2 separate regions of the Homo sapiens genome follow, and region 2 is linked to region 1. A link is a contact called in ENCODE Hi-C data. All regions are on one chromosome and are shown on one strand. Each heading gives the region's core, a stretch centred on a gene start or an enhancer-like site at or near the end of the contact. The rest is flanking DNA. Distances are from core to core; before and after follow the strand shown. Region 1 has its middle 160 kb from the start of TSL. Region 2 has its middle 8.9 kb from the start of MIR590.

Region 1 (4,336 bases), core at 749-3,248:
TTGTGAAAACAAGGTGCCTCCGATTCTCTATATCCATCACAGCTGAATACCAACAAGGTCTCTGCAGTTCCCTCTGTCAGTGACTCTGGTTTTTGTTGGAAGCCCCAGCAATACAGAACTCAACATGCAGGTCAGAAGAGAAGCACTGAGGGAATGAAAGGAAACTCCTGGAGTTGGGCCAGTGTCTAAAGTAAAGAGAAAGCAAAGGAAAAATGACGCAGCACCGCAGCCCAAACGCCCCCCCACGGCGGCCACCTCTGCTCCTCCGAGGAACCCCGTGTGCTGCTGGGAAAACAAGGAGCAGGAGAAAAAGGACAGAAGGAAAATGGGGAAGCAGCGGAAGAAAGAAAAAAACGCACAAACAGGCACTAGATAGATACAGCAAAGCCCAGAATGTACTAAAAACCACTTGTTAACAGCTGACATGCACTCACAAGCTGTGTTTCCGCTGTGAGGAGGCCAATGGCAGGCGCAGGAGTGGCGGCTGCAGGACGGCTGCCCGGGGACTCACCAGGCTGTGGTCCTGCTCTAACCCCCCACGCCCCATTCCCTCCCAACCGCAGGCTCATTTTTGCTCCTTTTGAACAACTTCCTCTCTAGGCCTGGCACCCCCGAAGATAGCAGAGTTGGGATTGGCTACTTGATTGAGGGGCGTCGCGACTGTTCGAGGTTTAAGCTGGAGTCGTGGTCTCTGTGCGCTTTCCTCTTCTGTGGGTTCTCTGAAATCCATGTTGGATCCACCGAGGGGAGGGCCATCTCCGAAGCGGCTGCCCATGGGGGGGCCTGTTCGCCGGTCGCCTGGGCGACTACCTCCCCTGCCCCCTAAGAAGTCATCCCTGAAGCCTCTGTCATCTGGTCCACCTTTTCTGAATCCAAAGCCACCTTTATCTTGTTTTCTGCCTTCTGCAATGTCCACACGAAGTGACCGATCGCCCAACAGTGCACCATCGTATGTCAAGGCTTCCTTAAGGGAATCCACTTCATCGAATTCTACATAGCAGAATCCTTTAAATTTATCTGTGTCTTTGTCTCTGACTAGCCGTACACTCCTTATGCTGAGATCCTTAAAGATAGCATCTATGTCGCCCCGAACCGTATTGAAAGGTAGATTTCCTACGTATGCTGTGTAGGGGGGCTCTGTGGGCAACTCCTTCTGGCTACGGGAACCATGGCCACCAGCACTGCCGCGGGACCCTCTGCCGCTGCCGAAGCTGCTGTAGGCCTGATCGTCGTAGGTGTCGAAGTCCGCCATTTGCCGTCTCCGCTCCGAGAGGAACCCCTTTTTATTTTTTAATAAAGCAAAAGGCAGTTGTCCCTTGTGGTTTGTAGCAAGAGTTCATTATCAGAGGAATGCTTGGCTTTTAAATGGTGTTAACACTGAAATCCTCTTCTCTTCTCTTTTCCTAGTTAGGATTTCCTCATCTTGATCCTCTCTCCTCACATATTGATCACACATTGCATGCTTCAAAGTGTTCACTGAATCATTCTACTTTTTCCAAGAGAATAGCTAACTCTTGACATGCTGCAGGTTTCCAATTACACTTCCTTTGCCTTAAAAAATGTCTTGAAAGAGTAAATCTGTCCATAAAGAAACCACTCGGACCAAAAAGCCTTTGTACACATTCTCCCAAATGGAGCTGGACTGTAAGCAGGGAAGATGTAGCAATAGCATCCACACACTGTCTGGGGTTCCTGGACCCATTTATCAACTGGTCCCATTTGAATGGAAACAAAGCCTCCACCCGTCACTCCCTCTCACTTGACTTGCACTTTCTGAGGTCTCAGCCACATGCATCTGAAGCTGTCTGGGGATTATCCATTCTACAAATGGTTTCAGATCTGGTCATTTTACTCTGTTGTTCTTGTATTCCTTCTGTTTGACAATCTGTAGCTTTTAATTTGGGGGACAGAGTAATAGCTCTTAAGCAGATGGTTGTCATTGGTCCCCAGGGGTGTACTTGGGGAGGAAGATTGGATGGGACTCTCACCAAGGTTCTAGGATTCTGTGACTCACTCGGCTTGATTCCAGGCCAGAAGTGAGGTTGCTGATTGCTTCTAACCTGTTCTTCGGCAAGTAGTAAATGTCAATTGATCTTTCTTCATGTGGTGGGGATGATATCCATATAAGAGAACATGAAAAACTGTACATGTTAAAATGCATTCACAGCAGCCAAACCCATGCGTGCTTAGAATTAAGTTGTTGCATCCAGTCCATTTGTCATTCTTTTTATGTCCAAGTTTTAGTAACAGAATGTTTTCAAATAGTTTACATTTCTCTTGGGACATCTTCCCTAACCAAATGTCATACTAGTGTTAGGCTGGCGTTATTTGGATTGCTCAATTCTTATTGTTTCCAACAACATTTAGGCCATTTCTGCAAGCAGAATTCTGCATTGAAGATAATGGGCTTTTTCATGCATGTCCATAAGGAGAAAAATTATTAGATCAGTGGGAATTTTAGAGTACATTATTGAATTCTTGGACATTAAAAACTTCAGTTACTTGGAACACACACATGACAGAAACAAACTGCAACTGACACTCAAAAGCACATCTGATGAAAATATTAAGGTTGATGTTTTTCTTAATATTATCTTATGTAATATCTAGTGTTCTCTAAGGAAATTATATTTATTAGGCCTTTCTTTTTTCTTCTAAACTCTTTTACTGTACTCCAAAATATCTTTATTTTCTGGTTATGAAGTAGTAGATCTTCACTGTAGAAAATTTGAAAACATATGGAAAAGTATAAAGACAATTTTTAAAGTACCTATGATTCTTCAATCTTGGGGTCTTATTTATTTATTTAGAGACACAATCTTGCTCTGTTGCCCAGGCTGGAGTGCAGTGGCGCGCTCTCAGCTCACTGCAACCTCTGCCTCCCAGGTTCAAGCAATTCTCCAGGCTCAGCCTCCCAGGTAGCTGGGATTACAGATGCATGCCACCACGCCCAGCTAATTTTTGTGTTTTTAGTAGAGACTGGGTTTCACCATGTTGGCCAGGCTGGTCTTGAACTCCTGACCTCGTGATCCGCCCACCTCGGCCTCCCAAAGTGCTGGGATTACAGGCATGAGCCACCGCGCCTAGCCAGGGTCTTTATTTTTAAAAAGATAGTCAACAGTGAACATTATTTGAAATCTTATTAAATGTTAAATACTTTTTTCTGAATTAAAGATTTCCTGATTTAAACCCTGATTCATTCTTCTGCTAAGGATCTTGCTCTAGTGTCAAAGCTCCCTGATGCCACACTTCAAATGAAGCTTAGTTCTAGAATGACTCCTTTTTTAGATAAGTGGACAATAAGTTATGGGCAAAGGTTTAGCCTGGTTCATCTCACTGGGGTCTTGGTGAAACCACTATTTCCTTTTTAATGTAATATTCTGTGAATAAAATCAAGATTAGAACAATGCTTGCAATTAAAGGGATTACTCAGTACTAATAAGATAATTAGAAAATGAAGTATCAGCCCCAGCTGCAAGGAAGTATGGGGATGTGAGTATTTTGAGTAGGACACATTGCTGCTCTAGGTAAAATGATGTTTCTGAAATGGAAGGTGAAAAGAGAGTAATAACTAGTAGGCTGCTAGCTGTGCCTGCCACAGAGATACTCACAGAGCCACTCAGAACAATTCTGGGACACTAACCTAAGACTTCTAGCCACACATCCCATGAGTTTTGAGCTACAGAGAAGTTATTATGCCCACCTTTCCAGATAAGCCTGAAACCAAGTCAATAAGACAGTTCTGTTTTAGAATTGTTCAACACAGGTAGTGAAAGATAAAGTAATAGCTTCACAGAGCACATGGAATTTTACTGAACCAAATCACGTGGATGTATTTCTGGCTGAATTTACCTTCTATCTTCAGTAGGCTTTTAAAAGCCAAGTCTCTGGAAGCAAATTCTTTCCAGATACAACTATCCTAAGATAGTTGCATCCATGTCAAGAAATGTTTGTTCTGTGACGGGTGCGATGGCTCACACCTGTAATCCCAGCACTTTGGCAAAAGGATCGCTTGAGCCCAGGAGTTCAAAACTAGCCCAGGCAACGTAGCAAGACCTCATCTGTACAAAAAAAAATTTAAAAACTAGGCAGCTTGAGTGGCCAAGGCAAGATGGGTCAAAGTCAAGAGTGGTGGTCATGGTCTTGGAGCTGGAAAGAAGGATGATAGGACAAGAAAAAGAAATATGAACCTCCTATACCAGCTAGAGTGAGGAAGAAGAAGAAAACAAAGGGACCAGATGCTGCCAGCAAACTGCCACTGATGACACCTCACACTCTGTGCCAGTTAAAATTATTGAAAGTTAGAGATAATTAAATACTGTCTTCTCATGAAGGA
Region 2 (4,336 bases), core at 638-3,137, about 47 Mb after region 1:
ACTACAGGCACCCACCACCATGCCTAGCTAATTTTTGTATAGTAGAGATGGGGTTTCACCATGTTGACTAGGCTGGTCTCAAACTCCTGACCTCAAGTGATCCACCCACCTCAGTCTCCCAAATTGCTGGGATTATAGGCACAAGCCACCATGCCTGGCCCTGACATCTATTTTTAGTTGGTGATTTCTAGGGAATAGCCTGGTTTTCTCAATGAAGGACATTACTTAACAGAGATTAAGTCTAGAACAAGAAGAGCTGATTAACCTAGAACACGGGTTGACCTTGCCTTTAGGGTGGTGAAACGGCCTAAAACCTGAAGGAAGACTTCCCAGGGAGCTGGTCACTGGGGCCAGGCTCACTGGGCTTCTCTGAAGTCAGACCCTGGCCACATCTGGATGTTTTGTTTTTTTGGTTTTTGTTTTTTTTTTTTTTTTTTTTTTTTTTGGTGAGATGGAGATTTACTCTTGTTGCCCAGGCTGGAATGCAATGGCACGATCTCGGCTTACTGTATCCTCCACCTCCCAGGTTCAAGCGATTCTCCTGCCTCAGCCTCCTGAGTAGCTGTGATTATAGGCATGGGCCACCACGCGCGGCTAATTTTGCATTTTTAGTAGAGACAGGTTTTCACCGTGTTGCCCAGGCTGATCTCGAACTCCTGACCTCAGGTAATCCACCTGCCTCTGCCTCCCAAAGTGCTGGGATTACAGGCATGAGCCACTGCGCCTGGCTGGATGTTTTAAGATTTTATTTTATTTTGTATTTATTTTTCTTTGAGACAGAGTCATGCTCTGCCACCCAGGGTGGAGTGCAATGGTGTAATCTCAGCTCACTGCAACCTCCGCCTCTTGGGTTCCAGCGATCCTCCCACCTCAGCCTCCCTAGTAGCAGGGATTATAGGCACATGCCACCACGCCCAGCTAATTTTTGTGTTTTTAGTAGAGATGGGGTTTCACCATGTTGGGCAGGCTGGTCTCAAACTCCTGACCTCAGGTGGATCCACCCACCTTGGCCTCCAAAGGGCTGGGATTACAGGCGTGAGCCACTGCACCTGGCCTATTTCAATTTTTGTAGAGGTTTCACCATGTTGCCCAGACTCTTCTCAAACTCCTAAGCTCAAGAGATCTTCCCACCTTGGCCTCCGAAAGTGCTAGGATTACAAGCATGAGCTACCACGCCAGGCCAATGCTGAGATGTTTTAAGTCACTTTCTCATTTGTGAGGTTGACAGACTCATGAACACTTCCAGTCTTAAGGGTTTTCCTAGACTGGGCTCGGTGGCTCACGCTTGTAATCCCAGCACTTTGGGAGGCTGAGGTGGGCCGATCACGAGGTCAGGAGATCAAGACCATCCTGGCCAACATGGTGAAACTCCATCTCTACTAAAAATACAAAAATTATCCTGGCGTGGTGGCACACGCACCTGTAGTCTCAGCTACTCGGGAGGCTGAGGCAGGAGAATCGCGTGAACCCGAGGGGGAGCTTGCAGTGAGCCGAGATCGCGCCACTGCACTCCAGCCTGGGCGACAGAGCAAGACTCAGTCTAAAAAAAAAAAACAAGTCTTCCCTTTGCATGTTTTGGTCATGAAAGAAAAATAATGAATACTATGTACTTAAAATTATAACCTACTGTTCCCCATCTGTAAACACCCTGTAACTCTGTAAAATACTGAATATACAAATCAAAGCACACTATTTCACTGCGGCAGGTTCTTCGGTACTCGGTTTGGACACTGCAGATAACCTATATCCTGTTCTTTCCTTCACCGTGGGAGACGAGGTAAGCGGCTGAGCTTGTCCTTCTAAACGAGATTGGGATGGCGGGGGTGTCAGAGGAGGGTTTCAGGTAGCCCAGAAATTCTTTAAATTGCACCTAGATTCCTTGGAATCGGTAGAAGTCTTTCTCATGCATTATACTCTGAAGTTAAGAATATGCTCACCAGAGGCTTGGCGAGGTGACTCATGCCTATAATCCCAGCGCTTTGGGAGGCTGAGGCGGATGGATCACTTAAGGTCAGCAGTTTGAGACCAGCCTGGCCAACATGACAAAACCCCATCTCTGCTAAAAACACAAAAATTAGCCGGGCATGGTGGCTCACAGTTCCAGCTACTAGGGAGGCTGAGGCAGGAGAATCACTTGAACCCAGGAGGTGGAGGTTGCGGTAAGCTGAGATTCCACCACTACACCCCAGCCTGAGTGAGATTCCGTCTCCAAAAAAAAAAAACGATAGCTTTAGTCAGCTTTAAGGAATGTATGAGGCTAGGTACCGTGGTCACGCCTGTAATCCCAGCACTTTGGGAGGCCAAGGTGGGGAGATGGCTTGAGGTCAGGAGTTTAAGACCAGCCTGGGCCTAGCATAAAATTTTTTTTAAAAAACGGTGATAAAATATATACAATATAACAGGCCTGGGTGTGGTGGCTCACCCCTGTAATCCCAGTACTTTGGGAGGCCGAGGCAGGCAGATCACCTGAGGTCAGGAGTTTGAGACCAGCCTGGCCAACATGGCGAAACTCTGTCTCAACTAAAAATACAAAAATTAGCCAGGTGTGGTGGCTCCTGCCTGTCATCCCAGCTACTCGGGAGGCTGAAGCAGGAGAATCGCTTGAACCCAGGAGGTGGAGGATGCAGTGAGCCAAGATTGCACCACTGTACTCCAGCCTGGGCAACAAGAGTGAGACTCTGTCTCAAAAAATAATAATAAAAATAAAAAAATTTTAAATTTAAACATTAAAATTTAAAAATTTTTGTGGGGCCAGGCACGGTGGCTCATGCCTGTCACAGCACTTTGCCAAGGTGAGTGGATCACTTGAGGTCAGGAGTTTGAGACCAGCCTTCCCAACGTGGTGAAACCTCATCTCTACTAAAAATACAAAAATTAGCTGGGCGTGGTGGCAGGCGCCTGTAGCGCCTGTAATCCCAGCTACTCAGGAGGCTGAGGCAGGGGAATCGCTTGAACCTGGGAAGTGGAGGTTGTGGTGAAATGAGATCGTGCCATAGCACTCCAGAGCTGACACTGTCTAAAAAAAAAATTGTGTGTGTGTGTGTGTGTGCATAGTAGATGTATATATTTATGGGCTACATGTAATGTTTTGATACAGGCATGTAATATGAAATAAGCTCATTATGGAGAACGGGCATCCATCCCCCCAGGCATTTATCCTTTGAGTTACAAACAATCCGATTACATTAAGTTATTTTTAAAATATACAATTAAGATATGATTGACTATAGTCACCCTGTTGTGCTATGAAATAGTAGGTCTTATTCACTTATTCATTCTTTTTTTTTTTTTTTTTTTTTTTTTTTTTTTTTTTTTTGAGACAGAGTTTCGATCTTGTTGCCCAGGCTGGAGTGCAGTGGCGCCATCTCAGGTCACTGCAGTCTCCACCTCCCGAGTTCAAATGATTCTCCTGCCTCAGCCTCGTGAGTAGCTGGGACTACAGGTGCGTGCCATCACACCAGGCTAATTTTTTGTGTGTTTTTAGTAGAGATGGGGTTTCGCCATGTTGGCCAGGCTGGTCTCAAACTCCTGACCTCAGGTGATCCACCCGCCTCCCCCTCCCAAAGTGCCGGGATTGTAGACGTGAGCCACCACCAGCCCATTCTACTTTTTTTTTTTTTTTTTTTTTTTGAGACAGAGTTTGGATCTTGTTGCCCAGGCAGGAGTGCAGTGGCGCCATCTCGGCTCACCACAACCTCCACCTTCCGGGTACAAGCGATTCTCCTGCCTCAGTCTCCCGAGTAGCTGGGACTACAGGCGCGCGCCACCATGCCCGGCTAATTTTGGTATTTTTAGTAGAGACAGGGTTTCACTATGTTGGCCAGGCTGATCTCAAACTCCTGACCTCGTGATCCACCCACCTCAGCCGCCCAAAGTGCTGGGATTACAGGCTTGAGCCACCGCACCCGGCCGGCTCTACTTTTTTTTGTACCCATTAACTATCCCCACCTCCCCCCACAAGCCTCTACTACCAGCCTCCGGTAACCATCCTTCTAGTCTCTTTTTTTTTTTTTTTTTTGAGACGGAGTCTCGCTCTGTCGCCCAGGCCGGATTGCGGACTGCAGTGGCGCAATCTCGGCTCACTGCAAGCTCCGCTTCCCGGGTTCACGCCATTCTCCTGCCTCAGCCTCCCGAGTAGCTGGGACTACAGGCGCCCGCCACCGCGCCCGGCTAATTTTTTGTATTTTTAGTAGAGACGGGGTTTCACCTTGTTAGCCAGGATGGTCTCGATCTCCTGACCTCATGATCCTCCCGCCTCGGCCTCCCAAAGTGCTGGGATTACAGGCGTGAGCCACCGCGCCCGGCCCCTCCTAGTCTCTTAAGTCCATGAGTTCAC

Evidence for each region. A loop is a pair of places that touch in the nucleus more often than their neighbours do.
Region 2: a loop to region 1 is called in a map of GM11168, with 614 times the contacts of the local background. The contact joins two enhancer-like sites. A Hi-C loop is called at or near these places in 2 of 168 maps with a recorded cell type or tissue (GM11168 and K562).

What each region holds. Positions count from the first base shown.
Region 1 is chr7:27,457,598-27,461,933 of GRCh38, forward strand. It overlaps the pseudogene EIF4HP1 and the pseudogene PSMC1P2. Among named protein-coding and RNA genes, the nearest start is that of TSL, 160 kb to the right of the region's middle. Within about 2 kb of position 1,999, at least 3 of the 41 ENCODE cell types and tissues checked have a DNase peak (open chromatin) inside an H3K27ac peak, as active enhancers do.
Region 2 is chr7:74,197,909-74,202,244 of GRCh38, forward strand. No RefSeq gene overlaps it. Among named protein-coding and RNA genes, the nearest start is that of MIR590, 8.9 kb to the left of the region's middle. Within about 2 kb of position 1,888, at least 3 of the 41 ENCODE cell types and tissues checked have a DNase peak (open chromatin) inside an H3K27ac peak, as active enhancers do.